Linked DNA regions of Homo sapiens: region 1 is linked to region 2. Evidence: chromatin loops called from intact Hi-C (ENCODE). Cell type or tissue: Caco-2. All regions are shown on one strand. Each heading gives the region's core, and the rest is flanking DNA. Links, peaks and the distances in the headings are about the cores only. Region 1 overlaps LMCD1-AS1 (LMCD1 antisense RNA 1). Region 2 has its middle 400 kb from the start of LMCD1-AS1.

What was found. Hi-C counts contacts between places; a loop is a spot of excess contacts. Peaks named below come from ENCODE experiments on the same cell type or tissue, not always from the same donor. Only the 100,000 strongest peaks of a DNase experiment are listed, where the experiment ranks them.
Region 1: a loop joins it to region 2, with 26 times the contacts of the local background. A loop is called at or near these places in 3 of 110 quality-filtered maps.

The regions. Positions count from the first base shown.
Region 1 is chr3:8,411,385-8,421,621 of GRCh38, reverse strand. The region is part of intron 3 of LMCD1-AS1 (LMCD1 antisense RNA 1); the gene reads left to right. Among named protein-coding and RNA genes, the nearest start is that of LMCD1-AS1, 85 kb to the left of the region's middle. RefSeq lists an enhancer at 9,538-10,038. In Caco-2, for the core only: a CTCF peak has its summit at 4,068 (motif pointing right); no DNase peak of the experiment used is centred there.
Region 2 is chr3:8,091,577-8,101,813 of GRCh38, reverse strand. No RefSeq gene overlaps it. Among named protein-coding and RNA genes, the nearest start is that of LMCD1-AS1, 400 kb to the left of the region's middle. In Caco-2, for the core only: CTCF peaks have their summits at 5,716 and 5,917 (motif pointing left); a DNase peak (open chromatin) is centred at 5,903.

The sequences.
Region 1 (10,237 bases), core at 1,046-9,045, 320 kb before region 2:
ACACAGTAACTCGAATGAGAACCATTTGCCATAGAGTTTCTTAACCTCAGCCCCACTAACATGTGGGGCTGAAGGATTCTGTATTCTGGGCACTGTCCTGTGCATTTTTGGATGTTCAACAGCATTTCTGGCCTCTACCCACTAGATGCCAGTAGCAACCCACCTCCTACCCCTACTGCAGTGGTGACGACCAACAGTGTCTCCAGTCATTACCAAAGTCCTCTTGTCTGTGAAATGCACCTCAGTTAAGAAACACCGCTAAATCTCTGATTATTAACTAAATCAGAGATGATCTATAATGGTGTAAAGAGAATGCTGCAGAGTATCCTAGGACTGAAGAAGAATCCTAAAGGAGGATCCACTTGGAAAGAGTCCATCCCTCAAAGCTGGGATTCAGAACTTGCTGAAGATGTGGCTACAGTCCACTGTGTGGGGTGGTTCTCTGAGTTACCCTGACCAGAGCTGGTATGCAGTTACAAGCAGGAAGTAGTCCTCTGAGCAGGGGTGAGTAGAAAATGGAGGAAGAGACCAGCAAGCAGGAGATACCCCTCATAAGTGCAGGTGGACTGAGGCTGGGAGCAGATTGCTAGGGGGCCTGCAAGACTCACTGGAAACCCATCCCTGGGGATGTTGCTGAAACTCCATGAGGATGAGCGCCAATGTTCTCTCCTAACATGTTGCTGGCAGCAGCTCTTGGTAGAAGCCAGAAGCCAACAGAAGAGCACCAGAAGAGAGACTCCCCTTCTTCCTGCAGTGTCTCTCCAGCATTCTCTACTGACAAAGTATTGCATGATGTCATCTTCAAAGAACTTTTCACAGAGCAGGCAATGAAAGATGGATCTATAGCTAGCTGAAAGGCAATAATACATTGGTAATTGGCACAGGTTTGTACTATATACTCCTCTGAATCATTTCCATAGCATTCCACTTGGCACAGATCTGGCGCTTAGTAGATCCAAAATTAATGTTAACTGACTGATTGAATGAATTCATGATTGCATGCATGCATACATGAATGAAAGACAGGGTTTGCTTTTCTTTCTGGCAACTGTTTTGGAGAACGCAATTTTCTCTAGTTTAAATTTTATCTACAGAAAATAGTAAATGACAGTTTTTACTCAACTCACCCCAATCCCACCCTCTCATGAAATTTAAAATTAATTGAATTATCCTGTTCTGTCTTCCCAATTCTCACATAACTGATCACTTTGATAAAAAGTCATTAGAGTAGAGCAATTCAGTGGAAAAAATTAATTAAACTAGTTTGAATTGATCAGTTGTTGATTAAGTCCCCCAGTTGAGTGTTGATATGATAGCCAAGAAAATAGAAGATGTTTATCTATTTTTAAGGCCAAAGTATTAACCAAAGTATTTCCTGCTGATAAAATCATACAACAAAATTGTTGCACAGAAGGCTAAGAGTATGAATAATACGAACATTAGATTTATTTTTAACTTAGGCACCAAATGGTTAGTTGCCCATTGCAGTACGGTAAGTTAGCAGTAACTGGGGGCTAAATTACATTGTGAGGAAGACTGGTGGACAGATAATTAGATTGGGATGGAATGAAGGTTTGCTTGGGCCACATACTAATGCACTAATGTGGACAAGTCACCCAGCCTTTCTGGGGTGCCTCTTTCTGGCGTGCGAGAATAAGCATACAATTCACCTAGCCCACGTGGCTTGCGGGAGAGAGTCAAAATAAGGTGAATGGAAAAGTACTTTAGAAAGTAAAACTACCACACATATTTGAGGCTCTTTTTAATAGTTCATGGTCACAAGGTGGGCATTTAGGAGTTGTTCCAAGTTTTTAGGTTCCTAAAGATTCTGAGCACATTGGAGCAGCAGCTGAAGTGCTGAGAATGTATTTCCATTTTCTAATGTAAGGCAGAAGCCCTGGGAAAGGATTTTAGTTTTAGGATCATACACATATCATCTCTCACAAGTGTCTCAGGGCCTTTGCACCTCAGAACCCTCTGCCTGGAATTCTTTCCTTCCCCCTTTTCCTTCCTAACTCCTACTTGTCCTATTGGCCCGTCATCACTTCTTCAGGGGCGTGTGAGCTGACCTCCTGAACTGGTCAACTCTCCCAATCACATGCTTTTGTGTGGTACATAAGAGCATTTAATTAGGAGAGTTGTATTGTGTTGACCGTATGGGAATTTTGCATTTTATTGTGATTACTTGATTAATGTCTTTCTCCTCGACCAGGATATAATTTCCATGATGCCAGGAACCACCTCTGCTTTTGCCCACAGTAGGCTTTTTTCCAGGTTTTTAATGACTATTGAATGAATGAGTGAATGAATGAACACATCATCCAGAATTTCCTAGAGCTTACTGGATTTTGATATGTGGGCCAAACTTTGAAAGACATGGGTGATACTTGGTTTTCTAAGGCTATAGAAAGAACATAATGATAGACAGTTTGCTGGCATATCCTTGGTGTCCAGCACAGTCTCTGCATGCAGTAGGAGCTTGTATCAGTCCATTCTTGCATTGCTATAAAGAAATGCCAGAGACTGGGTAACTTATAAAGAAAAGAGATTTAATTGGTTCGTGGTTCTTCAGGCTGTACACGAAGCACGATGCTGGCATCTGCTTGGCTTCCGGGGAGGCCTCAGGAAACTCACAATCATAGTGGAAGGCAAAGGGGGAGCAGCCGCATCACATGGCTGGAGAAGGAGCAAAAGAGTGGGGAGGTGCCACACACTTTTAAATAAACAGATCTTGTGAGAACTCACTAACATGAGGGCAGTTCCGAGGGAGGGACGCTAAACCACTCATGTGAAATTCACCATCACGACCCAGTTACCTCCCACCAGGCCCCACCTTCAACATTAGGGATTACGGTTTGAGATGAGATTTGGTGGGAACATAGATCCAAACCATATCAGAGCTCAGTGAGTGTTTGTTGAATGAATGAACATTAGAGCCAGAAGTCTGGGGTTTGAGTTTTGTCTCAAATTGACAGGCTTGTCAAACTTGGTGAAGAAGTTTAACTTTGTGGGAGAGGCAATGCTATACCATAGATTGAAAACAGCTCCAGGGGTCAGTATTACTGGGACCAATCTTCATTTACTAGATGTATGACAAGACACGTAACATTATCATGCACAAATGTGCTTATGTACAAAAAGGAGGATAGTATCAAAATCCCAGTATAATTTCAAGTATTAAGAGACAGAAGCTATTCAAAAGCCCTTGCATAACACAGCACACATTGGGTATCAGTAAGTATTTGTCACAGTCCTTTTCTCTCTCCTAATCTCCATAACATAGGGATGACACTACTGACCTCAGAATGACCACATCTCACGTAAGATCATGCGCACCAAACACTTTATATAACCTGGTGTTATATAAAGTTATATTCATTCCCAGTTGGTTTTAAAAGAAAAATATGTTGCTCGGTGCAGTGGCTCACGCCTATAATCCAAGCACATTGGGAGGCAGAGGCAAGAGGATTGCTTGAGGCCAGGAGTTTGAGACCCTGATCTATAAAAAAAGAAAACAAGGCCGGGCATGGTGGCTCATGCCTGTAATCCCAGCACTTTGGGAGGCCAAGGCGGGCATATCATCTGAGGCTGGGAGTTCAAGACCAGCCTGACCAACATGGAGAAACCTCATCTCTACTAAAAAAAAAAAAAAAAAAAAAAATCAGACAGGCATGGTGGTACATGCCTGTAATCCCAGCTACTCGGGAGGCTGAGGCAGGAGAATAACTTGAACTTGGGAGGTGGAGGTTGAGGTGAGCCGAGATTGCTTGCACTCCAGCCTGGGTAACAAGAGCGAAACTCTGTCTCAAAAAAAAAAAAAAAAAAAAAGAAGGAAACAAAAACAGAAAAGAAAATTATCCAGGTGTGGTGTATGTGCCTGTAGTTCCAGCTACTCAGGAGGCTGAGGTGAGAGGATTGCTTGAACCCAGAGTTCAAGGATGCAATGAGCTATGATTGAGCCACTGCACTCCAGCCTGGATGACAGTGAGACCCTGTCTCAAAAAAACTAAAAAATAAAAAAGTGCAGAATCAGCATTAGCCACAAGGTGGCACTGTGGTAATAGCTTTGATTTCGGGGTTTTAGCTTAACAAATTAGCACCTTAGTATACCTTTTAAATTTGAGTCCTGAGGTGAGAAGAACGGGTTGCATTTAAGCGAGAAGCGTTGCTGTATAATAATGTCTGTTGTAAATGATATTTTAATGTCTGAGGTCTTTACTCTGGAGAATCAGGAAGGAAAATTTTAAAACATTCCTTTAGATTCTTAGTTTGGAAACTTAAGAACCTCAAGAACCAGGTAAATGAGGGATAAAAGCTTTTATTTGCTTTATTACAACATAATCTTATCACAATTTATAACTTTTTCCTCTCGGAGATTGCTATAGTTTGAATGTTCTTCCTCCCAACCCTCATGATGAAATTTGATCCCCAGCGTTGGAGGTGGGGCTTGGTGGGAGGGGTTTGGTCATGGGGGCGGATCCCTCATGGATGGCTAGGAGCTGTCCTCATGGTAGTGAGTTCTTGTTCTATGGGTTCCCTGAAAAGCAGGTTGTTAAAAAGAGCCTTGCGCCTCCTTTCTCTTTTGCTGTCCCTCTGCCCATGTGATCTCTGCACACACCAGCTCCCCTTCCCTTTCTGCCATGAGTGGAGGCAGCCTGAGGCCCTCACCAGATGCAGACGCCCAATCTTGAACTTTCCAGCCATCAGAATCATGAGCCAAATAAACCTTTTTTTCTCCACATTACCCAGCCTCATATATTCCTTTATAGCAACACAAACAGACTAAGACAGAGTTCTATTTTGTTTCCTCAAATATTCTGGCAACTTATGCTTATATCTCCTTTTTTCCCTTGTGTTTGATAAATATATTATTTATCTATGAATTTGGCCAACAAATATTTCCTGAATATCTTGTGTGTGCCATACAGTGTTCTGGGTGATTGAAATAAGGCCACACATAGAGAAGGCAAAGCTGCATTTCCTTTCATTATCAACTAGTAAACATATGAACAAGTAATGAAATTTCCAAAGGGTGGCTTAAGGGCATGTGTTCACATGCACCCACTTTACATAGGGTGGTCAGAGAAGGCCTTTCCAAGCTAGAGGGGTTTGATCCTCAACCTGAATGATTAGAAGGATCTAGGCAGGAAAACACCTAGGAGAAGAGCATCCCAGGGAAAAGCACATGGAAAGGCCCTGATGTGGGATCAAACTTGTCATATGCAAGAAAAGAACCTCTCATAGGCCAATCATGGTCAGTCATACTCCAATCATCTAGAGCTTCATAACAGATGATTCCCAAACTCAATAGTTTTTAACAGCCTGCCTATATTGCTGACAATTTTGTTGGCATTAGGAATTTGGGAAAGGCTCAGCTGAGTGGTTTGTTTTGGTTCACTTAGCATTCATGAGGGCAGCTGAGGCTGGAGGATTCGCTTTCAAGATGGGTCTTCCTTTACATGTCAGACACCCTGATGCTTCTTGGTCTCTTTCTTTTCTACATGGTGTCACATCCCCAGAGTCTTCTCACATGGCTTGGGCTTTTCACAGCAGGACAGTCTTGGAGTTTTTGCAGTTCTCACTTGGGTGTTGGCTTCCAAGAGACCAAGATAGAAGCTGCCGGTCTTCTAAAAGCCCAGGCCCAGGGCTGGCATATCATCACTTCTGCCCTATTTACTGGTCGAAGAGGCCAGTCCTCTTTCTTCAAGGGCTGAAAAAATAAATCTCTCTTGAAGGAACAAGTGTTAAAATAAATTTATGGCCATCTTCAATTTGCAAAAGATCCTTAAAACGTTAATAAAAATTTCCCATAAGAGGCTGGGGCTTGACTTTCACAACCTAATATCTTGGATCCGGTCTCCTTGCCGCATGAATATCAGCCAACAGTTTTGGAGAGTTTTCCTTGGGATTCACACCCATAACTAAGAAGGTCTGCCCTGAATAAAATCCACTCTATCCATTGCTTGCCATGAGCATTAGCATGGATGTTAAAGTAAGTGTACAGGAGATTGCTGAAGTCCTCATTGTGAATCTGTGACTTGGGACTGGAATGGAAAACACAAAGCAGATGTCAGCTTCTGTGCATGAATTTTCTCATACAGAGTAGTGCTAGGATAATTTTAGAAGAGTAGCGAAAAGGCAACATATGATTACAGTTCAGATACTGAGGGTGTTTGAGCTAGAAATAGTCCAAGAAACAATTATAATTTTATATTGGTCAACACATGACCTAGCTCAAAGAGAGCTTGATTTGTTAAATGTGTCCCCTAAGGAAAGATCACTGAACCAATTGGAGTTGGAGTCCCTCTCTTCTGACTGAATCTTAAGGGAAAAGAAGAAAAGGGAAGCAAGCTCCCCCATTTCTGTCATAACAGGCATTGGGGAGAAGGAGAGAAACCACTGGGAATGGAAAATTTTCTCTGATCTACAGGAGCTTTGGAGTTGAGTTGGGGAAGTGGTGAGTTGAGGATAAAACAAGCTGACTCTGATATACTCAAGCTGGCCCAGAATTTGTTCTATATCAGTGTGGCAAACAATACAGCAAATCATTTTTGTATTGACACATGTCCCAAACCTAATGTTTGCCTAATGATGGTAGCTGGCTTCACTCAAGAGGCAATTGAACTTAAAAATGTTTGCTTAATGATGGTTGCGCTAAGTCAAGATAAAATTAAACTTGAAAAAACATAAACAGAGTTTACATCCACAGTGCTTGTGTATTTCCCTAGGTGACTTATTTATTTTCTTTTGATGCCCTTTTGATGTTGAGACTCCTAATTGATTCTATTAAATAAGCAGCTCTTTATGTCCCTAATTGATATGTCACCACAGGCAGAATTTTCAGTCTGCTGTTCACTTTTGGATGTCTGGAGAGATACAAATGAACCTCTCATTGTTCTATTGCTTCGTCTAGAGCAGCATTTTTGTTATTCATTATTAGGGGTTACAATCTTAAAATGGGTAGATTTACCTGAATGAAGACTTTCATAGAAACACTAGGAATTGGAATTAACTAAAGAAGTCAGCTTGTGGTCATATTGTAATTGGCCCTTCAAATCCCATGCTTAGGAGGCTATCTCTACATATAAACCAATCACCTGCATATAATAAGGCATGTTTCTGGAGAGCCTGACTTTGCAAAAACCAACAATTTAATTAATCACCTTTCTCTGGGCTCTTAAATTTTATATAAATAAAAAGAGAATGCACCAAAAGTTGCTCTTCTGAAATCAAATCTAGGATTGGATTTTATCTTAGCCATCAGCTGGTGGGTTCCAATGGAATCCTAAGTGTCATTCCTGCTGGTGTTGGTCTCTTCTTGCTCATACTGCCCCTATTCCTTAAAAATCACCCCACACATTTTGCTGTCTTGGCAGGGAATTTTCATGAGCTCATGAACAAATAATCTATCACTTCAGTGGCTGGGGTGTCATAGAATTTTCTTTTTCATTCTTTTTTTTTGAAATGGAGTCTCACTCTTTAGCCCAGGCTGGAGTGCAGTGGTGCGATCTTGGCTCACTGCAAACTCTGCCTCCTGGGTTCAAGGCATTCTCCTGCCTCAGCCTCCCAAGTAGCTGGGACTACAGGCACGCGCTACCACACCTGGCTAATTTTTTGTGTTTTTAGTGGAGACGGGGTTTCACGGTGTTAGCCAGGATGGTCTCCATCTCCTGACCTTGTGATCTGCCCGCCTTGGCCTCCCAAAGTACTGGGATTACAGTTGTGAGCCACCACGCCTGGCCTTTCTCTTTCTTTTATCTTCTGCTGTGTTTACTAATATGTCCATAAAACACTGAGTTCCCCGATGGGCCCAGTTGCCATTTCTGCCGTCATCTCTCTCTCTTTCTCTGCAGCCAGGCCTGAGTGCTTCCTCAGTTGCCAAACTGGGTGTCAGCCATGCTTTTGCGAAGTGTGGAGAAAGCTGCACAAACACAAAATCTAGCATGATATCTTTTTACACTGAACTTGGCACCCACGTGGGGTCCAGTCTCATAATGCTTATGCTCCAAAGAGTGAATCAGATCTTTCAGTTTTCTCCCTCTCCAGGGTGCTAAGCTGTGAGTCCATGGGGCTAAACTTGGGACACGTCAGAGTGAGAGACAGCCTGCTTCATTTGGGCACAACCTGCCACTCTGACCACTAGACTCTGAGGCTGGGTCCAACAGGAATATGCCTGATTCCTGTTGGAACGTCCTCTTCCCAGGAGGTTTCTCACCCTGTCATTCCCTTGGACTTCTGGCTGTCCCACCTCAACATCTGGCAGCAGTTGGCCAGACATACCAGACATGGTCAAAGTTTGGATTCAAGCTGGAGTGTCCCTTTCCTCTCTCCCAGATACATGGTTGGTCACAACATTTCCTTGATAAGATCTCTTTCTTACCCCTCCTTTCACTTCCTTCTTCCCTTTCCTTCCCTCCTTTCTTCCTTTTTTTTTTTTTTTTCAACAAATATTTATTAAGTGCCTCTACAAGACAGACACTGATCTGGTCACAAAGGATAAAGCAGAGACTCAAACAATTCTTATTTCTTTGAACTTTACATTAAACAATAAACAAATAAGAATATATGCTAGATGGCAGTAAGTCTAACGAGCAGAATAAGCCAGAGAAGGGGGGTTAGGGAGTGCTGGGATGGCGTGGGGACAGGGTAGAAAGTATTGCTATTTTTAATGGGAGGTCAGAGAACTAAAGGACGTGGGGAGGAAACCACAGGAATATCTGGGGAAGAGTCTTCCAAGCAGAGGAACGGAGGATGCAGGGGCCTCAAGGCAAGTGTGGCCTGGTGTGTTTTAGGAAGCTCAGGGAGGGTGGTGTTATGCGGAGGGATAAGTGGGGGTGTGGGATGAGATGAGATGGGCAGAGGGGAATCATGAGGCCATCGGCTTTGACCCCAAGTGTGACAGGGGCCACTGAGGGGGAGTTTTTGCCCATGCTTTCACCCCAAGTGAGACAGGGGCTACTGAGGGGGAGTTTTCCCCCATGCTTTCACCCCAAGTGAGACAGGGGCCACCGAGGGGGAGTTTTCCCCCATGCTTTCACCCCAAGTGATACAGGGGCTACTGAGGGGGAGTTTTCCCCCATGCTTTCACCCCAAGTGAGACAGGGGCCACTGAGGGGGAGTTTTCCCCCATGCTTTCACCCCAAGTGAGACAGGGGCCACTGAGGGGGAGTTTTCCCCCATGCTTTCACCCCAAGTGAGACAGGGGCTACTGAGGGGGAGTTTTCCCCCATGCTTTCACCCCAAGTGATACAGGGGCTACTGAGGGGGAGTTTTCCCCCATGCTTTCACCCCAAGTGATACAGGGGCCACTGAGGGGGAGTTTTCCCCCATGCTTTCACCCCAAGTGATACAGGGGCTACCGAGGGGGATTTTTCCCCCATGCTTTCACCCCAAGTGAGACAGGGGCCACTGAGGGGGAGTTTTCCCCCATGCTTTCACCCCAAGTGAGACAGGGGCTACTGAGGGGGAGTTTTCCCCCATGCTTTCACCCCAAGTGAGACAGGGGCCACCGAGGGGGAGTTTTCCCCCATGCTTTCACCCCAAGTGAGACAGGGGCCACAGAGGGGGAGTTTTCCCCCATGCTTTCACCCCAAGTGAGACAGGGGCCACTGAGGGGGAGTTTTCCCCCATGCTTTCACCCCAATGTGAGACAGGGGCCACCGAGGGGGAGTTTTCCCCCATGCTTTCACCCCAAGTGAGACAGGGGCCACCGAGGGGGAGTTTTCCCCCATGCTTTCACCCCAAGTGAGACAGGGGCCACTGAGGGGGAGTTTTCCCCCATGCTTTCACCCCAAGTGAGACAGGGGCTACTGAGGGGGAGTTTTCGCCCATGCTTTCACCCCAAGTGATACAGGGGCCACTGAGGGGGAGTTTTCCCCCATGCTTTCACCCCAAGTGAGACAGGGGCTACTGAGGGCGAGTTTTTGCCCAGGCTTTCACTAGATTGCTCTGGCTGAGGTGCTGTGAAAAGAATGATGGAGACAATGGGTAGATGCAGGGAGGTCAGCTAGGGGGCTGTTGCAAAGATTCAGTTGGGAGACGATGAGGGATGGACCACCCTGGCAGTGGTAGGGAGCGGGGAGTAATTGCCTCTCTGTATCTTCAATACTGTTGTGTTGTTTTTGAGACAGGGTCTCACTCTGTCACCCAGGCTGGAGAGTAGTGGCGTGATCATAGCTCACTGCAGCCTCTATCTCCAGGGTGCAAATGATCCTCTCACCTCAACCTCCCAAATAGT
Region 2 (10,237 bases), core at 1,355-9,354:
TCTATATGGTAGGACACATATTAGATTGTTAAAACGTAGTAATGGCCGGGCACAGTGGCTCATGCCTGTAATCCCAGCACTTAGGGAGGCCGAGGTGGGCGTATCACAAGGTCAAGACACCAAGATCATCCTGGCCGACATGGTGAAACCCTGTCTCTACTAAAAATACAAAAATTAGCTGTGCGTGGTGACATGCACCTGCAGTCCCAGGTACTCGGGAGGCTGAGGCAGGAGAATCGCTTAAACCCAGGAGGCAGAGGTTGCAGTGAACTGAGATCACACCACTGCACTCAGCCTGGTGACAGAGCAAGACTCCGTCTCAAAAACAGACAAACAAAACAAAAAAAAGTATTATTCATTTGCACATTTGTTTTAAGACTTTCCTATTTTTTCATGTTAAAATAACATGGCTACAATTATTCAATGGCTTTCAGATACCACAATAATTATGCAATTATCTTGAACTCTAACAGATAATATAAAGTACCTATTTTTGGCTCTGAGTTCACTAGAAAAATTATTGAGTCAACATGAGCTTAATGAAGCCAATGGAACATTACTCAATACCAAAGGTAGACAAGCTAGCCCTCTGTGTTCAGATGTACCTGTGGAGTTGGAGTGACTCTTAATATCTGTCATTGACCTGTCCCCAGTGGTCATCTAAAAATGTGCTTAATTTCATGGTCAGCTGGAGTTAGATCTTCTAGGGATTCATGAATATAGACTGATAGGCTCACAGGGCCACCTGATAGCATCATAAAATACTATGAGATAATAAGGTTTCTGGACATGACATTAACTTTTAGAACATGTATCATCTAAAGTTGTCTATCTGGTTAATTCCAATTAGTTTTGCAGAAAATACATCAATTTCTTCATCATACGTGAATGTAAAGAAATCTAGGCTTAAGGAATTATTTCAGAATTGTGTAAAAGTTGAGCAATTATTTTTGCATAATTTGATTTTGTCAATTCCAGTTTTTGCCTTTTCAAAAAAATTCTTTCTTTTCAGTAAGGCAAAGTAGAAAAAGACCCGTCTAGGTTGAAGTTACAGCACAAGGTTCACTAGCTTTGTAACCTTGGAAATGCAGCTCAACCTTTCAAAGCAAAAGCTCTTCATTGCTTCCCTTAAATGGTTGTTCTTCAATCCTTGAGGATAATAATACTTACCGTGAAGGATCATTCTAAGGAGCAATTAAAAATCCTAGGCATGTAAGTAATAAGTGAATATTGGTGACATTTCTCCCTGCCTTTCCTCCCTAATCCTCCTCTTCTTACCTTGCTTTATTCAAATCTAGAATGAATACATGTAGGATTAGGATTCTGAGGAATATGGGGCAGTCCCTTTTCTCCTAGCCATGGAACTGTCCTAGGGGCTAATGGCAGGCTTTCTCCAACCCCCTTCCTGAAGGAGAGTTTTATCCGTCAGGGTCCAGTCAACAAAACAAAGTATGCCAGGAATTCAGTAGCAAGAGTAGAATGGAAGCAACTAGTTAGAAGGATGACAGAATGGTTCAAAAGCCAAATGAGATGGGAGGCATCTTCATGGTTAGCAACTGCCAGAAGCCATTATCACTCTGAGGCTTGAGGAACAAAAGGAGGAGATGGTGGTGCCAGAGCTCAGGAGCCAGGGCTGCCCTGCATGAACTGAAACCACAGTGAAGACACAGCCACTGCAAGAGATACAGCCCATAACAAACGGAGAGGGAGACAAATACTGTGGGTTCTCCATGGAGCCTCTTGCTGGCTGACCCTTACTGGATGTCACTTGGCAAGGAACCTTGGGGACTGTAGATTGTAGAGTCAGTCCCTTACAGCAGAGAGCAGAAGAGAAGCACAAGGAATACATTAAGGGGCAAATAGGCAAAGACTGGCAGAACAGCCAAATGAGGGAGATTTTTCCCTTGTATGTGGCCCTAGCTGCTGCCTCTGAGTCAGATTTTAAAAAACCCAACTGTAAAATTCTTCATAAGATTAGCACCTCTCCTAAGACTCATCCTAAAGATCTTTCCATTACAAGCAAGAGCATGTAAGTTAACATATATTTGCAGCAAATATTTTAGCATCCATTATCCCTAAGGAGCAAAAGCTGGCATCTTGAAGGATTGGGACACAAGAAGGATAAATTTTGGTGGATAACAATAGGTAAGTGTATTGGGAACTATGTGTTGCTGGGATGCTGTGGTCCTAGATGCAGCAAGAGGAACACCATGTGCATAGGGCTGAGGGGAAGGCCCAGAAGGGTGATGGTAGAGAGACAGAGCAGAAGCCAGTTTCATGCAACTTCTTAAACAGCTGAGAACAAGTCTGGCTGTTCAGGATAATTAAAGAGGGGGCAAAAGAGGTGTCCATCAGTGATTTAACTTATGCCCTATCCCACTTGTCTTAAGTCCATTCATCCACTATTTGTTGAGGCCCTATGATATGTTCTCAAGTACCTAACACATAGAAACCTGCAACTGTGTCTTAGCTCTTGTTTATTATTTTTAAGAGTGTTCAATGAGATCATAGAGAAGGGGCATCCAACCTCTGCTGGGGTATGATCCATAAAGGTTTCACATGGTTCTGAGTATCAAAGTAGAATAGGAGTAGAAGCCAGATGACATGGCAAAAAACCTTCTAGGAAGAGGAAGTAGTAGGAATAAATAATTGCAGATGTTGAGGAAAAGATGTAAAACTTGTTAAAAACTATTCCTGCTTCTTAAAACGGGTAGGGCTCATTACTGATCCTGGTTTCATGAAACCACAGTAGGGTTGCAGGTTAGGCAAATAAATTACAGGATACCTACGTAAATGTGAATTTCAGATAACAAATGTGTTTTAGTGCAAGTATGTCCCTTGCTGTATTTTATCTGGCAACCATAAACTATAGGGATGACCATGGACTACATTGTACAGGCTAAAAATCTTAAAAACAGAAAAAAAGATATAATTCTTATTTCCAGGTACTTCTTTAGCAATAGCTCAACCAGATGACATCTTTAGAACAGTGGTTGACAAACTTTTTATGTAAAGATAAAGACAGTACATATTTTAGGCCTGTGGTCCATATGGTCTCTAATTACTTAACTGTGCCTTTGTAGCATGAAAACAGCAGTAGACATTGCATCGATAAATGAGCGCGGCTATGTTCTAATAAGACTTTACTTATAACAACAGAGACCCCACTGTGATAGTTTGCCAACTCTAACTTTAGAAGTTGGATCTAGAAGAATTTTTTTTCTTTTTGTAGAAAGCTGCTTGCAATATAATAAGAAAAACCAAACAACACAATAAAAAAATGGGCAAAAGACTTGAATAGACAATTCTCTAAAGCAGAAATACAAATGGCCAATAAGGACAGGAAAAGATGTTCAACATTACTAATCATTAAGGAAATGCCAACCAAAACCACAAGAAGACACTGCTTCACATGCATTAGGATGGCTGTTATGAAAAACAAAGCAAAACAAATATGGTTAACTATAATCTACTGTAAATTTCAGAATAGCTAGAAGAGGATAATTCTATGTTTCTAGCATAAACACAAGATAAATATTGAAAGTGATAGATATCCCAATTACCATGATTCGAACTTTACACATTATATGAATGTATGAAATTATCACATGTGCCCTGAAGATATGTACATCTATTATGTATCAATAAGAAAGAGTAATAAATGCACACAAAAAAGAAAACAAAGTAACACGTGTTGATGAGGATGTGGATACATTGGAACCCTTGCGCACCGTTGGTGGAAATGTAAGCTGGTGCTACCCCTGGGAAAAATATTATGGAATTTCTTCAAACATATTAAACCTAGAATTACCACATGATCCAGAATTTCCACTTCTAGATACATTCCCAAAATAATAGAAAGGATTGAAACAGATATTTGTATATCAATGTTCTTAGCAGCATTAATCACAATAGCCAATAGGTGGAGACAGCCAAAATGCCCATTAATGGATGAATGGATAAGTATATAATATGTGGTGTAAACACACATATGCACGCATACACAAAACGAAATATTGCTCCATCTTAAAAAGGAATGAAATTCTGGTACATGTTACAATATGAATGAACCTTGAAAACATTATGCTAAGTTGAATAAAACAATCACAAAATGACATATATTGTGTGATTCTACTCATGTGAGATAAGCAGAATAGTCATAGAGACAGAAAGTAGAATAGACATTACCAGGGGTCAGGGAAAGTGAGGAAGGGAGAGTTGGTATTTAATGAGTACAGAGTTGCAGCCTGGGAAGATGAAAAAGTTCCGGCGTTGGATGGTGGTGTCACTGCACAACAATGTGAATGTACCCAATACCAATGAACTGTACACCTAAAAATGGTTAAGACGGTAGATTTTATGTTACATATATTTTACCACAATAAAGGTTAGCTACTTGCAGAAGTTTACCTAATTATAAACTAGTCTAAGACAGCTAGTCAGCCACACAAGATTCTATGCATTTCCAAACTAGAAACGATAGCACAGATTATAGTCACTTATAAATTTCCAGTAATCTAGATATAAATAAGACATGCGATATAACAAAATTTAAAATGTTGTCTTTGCAGTACACAGTCAAATTATGCCTCAAAGTCTCACCATAGAATTTTCTCTCTCAAAGGCTGTGAGAAGAAATTTTCTGTAACTTTGCACACAGACTGTTGATGAGCCTGGACACTTCACTCCTGTCCCTGTATTAAAGTGAGAAACAGCACAGATCTGGTCATAATGTCTAGATCAAGAATATCTGGTAGGCCCTGGGGATAAAGAAGGTCATAATTAAGTCCAGTCCCTGTTCTCAGGAGTTTTCAGATGTCATGGAGAAAAACATATCATGAATACTTTTTTGAGAGGTAGCTACGAGCAGTTGCCAGTGCATTGCAGCTGTCCTATCATGCACTTTGCCTTCTCCCCAAGTATCATTTCTCACTCTCTGCATAGCCATTATCAAAACTTAGAATATTTGTGTTTATTTATTTTAACTTCTGCCTCTTTCTAGAGGTTTAAGGTGTTTTCCAACGAGAACATGATAAGATGAAAATAGATAATCAAGACTAGAAAAGAAAGAGGCTCAGAGCCTCAAGGACATTGTATAACCCTCTCACCCTAAATTTTACTCCATTTCTTTTTAAATGGCAACAGTGCAAAAGCTTCCTTGCATGCTAGAAAGATTGATTTCCCAGAGTCAAAATTTTTCAGAATCATTGCTTTTGACACTTGTCTATGGAGACAACATTGTAGATGTAACTTGGAGATATTATATGAAAATGAATTTCATTTGTAGTAAATTATCAAATAAAATAATCTGGCTTTGAGATATGCTACATAATTAGGCCATTGACAGAATTTTATGTGGACAGAGAAAGTCTATTTTGGACTTACTGATATATTTTGCCAAAATGCTTCCTATTACATGATAATTGGATATATTATCTGGATGTATTTTACTGATACAACATACACAAAGAGCAAGCATACAAACACACACACACACATACACTTTAAGTGAATGATTCTTTTTCGAATATATGCATAGTTATACAATGGATTCATCTCAAAATATGCATTAACTTGATTTTACCATGATCTGTAGCATGAAAGCTTTCCTTTCTAAGAGTAATATTCAGAGCTTTAATTTTGTTTTCAACAATGGAAAATAAGAATTGCCCCATGCTTTGCTTAGTCATTTCTCTATCCACTTTCACTTCTTTTAGCTGCCTTCTTTATTAGCATTGCTATGCCCTCGTGCAGACCCCAGCCTCTCTTCCCCAGATTCCTGCAGCCCTCCTCCCTGCCTGTAGCTCCATATCCCCACCAATGAGGCTGACGGAGTACCCCTTATAAAACGTGGATCTACTCTCGCCACCTGCTGGCTCAGTTGTCTTCTGAGGCTCTGTTGTCACAGTGAAGTCCAGCCCATTGCTGGTCAGGGCCTGCACTTAGCTTGTTTCTCCTGTTTCCCCTCTCAACAGATTCCCGCATGGACCTTCTCTGCATGCAGAGTAATCACATTCACATCCCATATGTCCCATGCCTCTTCTTGCTCACTGCTTTTGCTCAGGCTGTTTCATCTACCTAAAATACCTTTCCTTTCTCTGTACATGTGGTTAAATCCTAGCAGCGTGTTTCAGTGGAAAGGGAATAGACTTTGAATTGGGCTACACAAGCTGAACTATAGAGCTTGTTGTCTAATGTTTTGTGTCTCTGGTTTCGTCATTTGCACAATAGCTTACAAATACCTACTTTGCAGGGTTTTTATGGTGTTTAATAAGACAATGTAAGAAAAAACACTCAAGGCTTATCAGTACATATTTTATAATGAATTGTTTTATTAATCATATTAACATTATTATTCTTTTATTAATCAATAATATTAACAGTTTTATTGATTATTCTGCTTAAGTGTCAGTTTTCCTGAAAGCACTTCCTGACATCCCACAACAGAATTAACTTTCCCTATTTATACTCGTCCTATGACTTGAGCACCCTTGTCTGTTTTAGCCGTCATTCCACTGTATTGGAATTATCGATTCCTTTGTCTCTTTCCCTGGCAGGACAGAGAACACAATGGGGAAGAAGACTTTACCTTGATTACTCCACCTATGTAGATGAGTGAATGACTGAATGAAATAATTACTCAGATTCTGCTGGCTTTTCCATAACATTATCCAAAATGACCAGCTCAGAAAAATCTCACAATTGATGAGATGTCAGGTTAGGATTTTTTGTTGTTGTTGGGTTTTTTTTTTTTTTTTCTCAAACCAGGCAACTGTGTATGTAACAATGAAAGAAGTCACTCAAGATGACAGAAGGAGATGGTGGCATCTTCAACCACCAGCTTTCAGTGATTTCTCCTTTGGTTCATTCTCCTCCTGTCAGCCAGATAACTTTTATCAGTGATAAAGCTCATATTCTCAATTTTCTGCATTAAAGACTTCTGTGATTTTTTGATGCACCTAGAATAAAGGTTGTATGCCTCGCCCCAGCAAACATTCATTTTAATACTCTCTACTTTTAATTCTCATCACTCTTCAGCCTCTCCTCAATATTCCAGCCACACTGAGCTGCTTCCAGTTCCTCAAATCACCTGGCCTTTGCACACAGCCTTTCCTCTGCAAGATGTTTCCTCACCACTTCACTTGCTACCTCCTTTTACTCTCTGGTCTCAGTCTTAATGCCACTTTCTCTTGGTCTTTCTCAATATGCTTTGCCAGTTTTGGCTACTCTCCTCTGACCCTGCTGACTGCCCCGTGAGGCCTGTACCTCCCCAGTCACTATACTCATTGTAGTTAATGGTGGTTAATGGCTGAATGTTTATTCTCATGGCTAGACCGTACACTCATGAGCACAAGGATCAAGCCTGTCTGGTTTGCCATTGGATCTCCTTAAATCCTAGAAGCTGATATAGAACAAATAAGAAGTGTCACTGAATTAATAAATTCTGGTGGTCTGGTCCTGGGAAGTGTGCATCTTTAAAGCTTGACAGCTATCTACAAATTTTGTTTTGAGATAAAGAAAGTGCATTTCCAAACCCAGGAGGCCAGGACTTATTTTCTCTCATTACTCATCAGCACCTTTGTGGGCATCTTTATTCACCCTTATACCTGCCCAGTCCCATTGGGAATAGGACCAAGTTTTCTGACCAAACTGATACATCAGTGAGAGAAGCTTTTGGTGCAGCGTACACGTAATGTGAATATAAGGATGGTGCAATTTTCCAACTTCCCCAGCGTCTGGTAATACCCTTTGTGGCACCTCTTCAATCACCTCCCTTCCATTGGAGTTTTCTGTAACCCTTTCCTTACTCACACATACCTATATCAGCAGATAGTCAGGGCAGTGCAAATAAGGTAAGCTAAGCCATCTTTTAAATTTCCCTTTTCTGGCCTTAGATGTGTGTTTGTTTAAGTGTGTGGGGGTGTGTGTGCGAGAGAGAGAGAGAGAGAGAGAAAGATATATATATATAGATATCTATATATATATCTATATATATAGATATATATATAGATATCTATATATCTATATATATATATAATGGCATAACAAAAGTTTATTTTTGTTAGTATATGTGTATTTATTTTTACGATTTTTTATCCCAGAAAATGTTTAATGTGACTTTATGTTAACACTGTCCTCCCCACCTCATTACCACAGACAACTGTTGGATACTATAATGACACTTCATGTGATCCTTTAGAAATACAGATATTCTAAATGATAGACTGATTATCTTTTTTTTCTCTAAATTTCTATTTTAATGCCTATGCTTATTTTCTCCTAACCAGTTTTTCATTTGCATCACATTTCCCCAGAAAATCGAGGCTCTTTCTATGCAGCTGATTCCTCCCCTCCAGATCATTCTACCTGTTGGCACCAGAGCAATCTTCCTAATTCATAGCCTTGCAGATGTTGCTCGACAGAGCCAAGAACTTCAGAAGCTCCAGAATACCTAAATGATGATGGCCAAATTCCTTAGCCTGGCATTGAGGATTCTCTAGCCCTCTAGTCCCAGCCTCCCTCATTAATTTCTTTTTTTCTACATACATTGGTTAAGTGCCAGTGGTATGCAAGACTGTGTGATATGGATACAGTGACAAACATGAACATGGTTTCAAGTAGCTCACAAATTTATAAGGGGAGACAAAAGCTGAATTGAATAAATATGATCCAAAGAAGGAGAAGGAAATATTGTCTCTGGTTGTGTGTGGGGGTGACGATCACAGAACTCAGTGCTGAGCACACAGTAAGAACTAACTCAGTGTAATGGATGCTTGCATGAAAGAAGGCAAGGTCTGAGCTCTTCTCCCAAGAGGTTAATATGACAGAAGTGATTGCAGTGGGTTCTGGGCAGAGGTAAGGAAAGAAAATTACTCAAAGGAGATGCAAGGAGGTCTGAACCACAGGTGCCATCATGTGCTGCCAGTGAAGATGGCATGTGGGCAACTATGCATGTAGAATCATTTTCTGATGGGGAATCAACAGAGATGCCTAAGAGGAGGAGGGGGTTAAAGATGCCAGCACAATTTCCAGTCTGCGTGAAGATGCTCCCAATATCAGAAAAAGGAAATTCAAGAGGAGGTTTAGGAAAGGAGCTTTAGACCACTTGATTTTGACATCTCTGTGAGATATTCCAAGAGGAATGTCCAGTGGTTGTGTGGGGGAAGTGTGTGAAAGTTTGTTAGACTAGCATTTAAGTGACACATGGGAGTCTTTGGAGCAGAAAGCATAGTTGAGCCACAGATGGGAGTGAGATTGCTCAGGGACAGAGTGCAGAAAGAATCACCCTCTTCTCCCCTTTTGAACCCTTTGCTCCAGGCCAGCATTCTATGTTCCAGAGCCCAGCAGGAGCAGACCCCTGCCTTACTTCTGCTATCCACCCCAATTTTGATGTTCTCTTCTTTACTTGACTAAGTGCACCTTATGTCAGCAGAGTTCTCCAAACATTTATTTAGTGTCAGCTGTATATCAGACACTTGACTAGGTGCTACAGGCTACAGAAAGGGGTCCTGTATCCTCCAAGGGGCTATCTTTAAGATCTTGTCTGAGTCCCAGTCCACATGACCTTTCTCTGAATTTTTAAAATATATCCTCCCACATATCTAAGATTTAGCATGAGTCTCAGTATTTGTATTTATCTTGCTAGGATTCCACTACATCTCTATCTAGACAATGAGGTCCTTGAGAATACACTTTGTCATTATCTGCTTTGAGATCCCTAAAGGCCTGATACAATGCTTTGGACACAGTCGATACTGTTTTTAAGTCTCCGAGGCTCTGCTTTTATTTACTAGCATTCTCCTCTCCCTGCCTCGATCTCTGTTGGCACCAGTTCTTTCATCTTAAGTTTCTTGTTTGATGATTCAAAAGTATAGATAAAAATATAGTTTGTTATGACTCACAAATTATAGAGAAAATTTTAATGGAGAGATACCTCTGCTCACCTTGTCATTCAAAAGAGCTAAAGTGTTTTTTACATCCTAAATATAAAAAGATACTATAAATGCTGCAGCAAAAAGTGAAGTGATCATTAATAATTAAGTAATTAATCACCTAGGTCTGTAGTGGGTAGTTTAGTGCAGTTGTTGATGTTGCAAGCATTTTCCGTTTGTTGCAATGACAATACTTTAAGAGGAATCGGGATTATTCTAAATATTTCAATAGTTTGGGAATCATGGAGTCATGAACTTCAGAGCTTGGAGGGCAAAATATACTTACATAATAGAGGATAAATTGT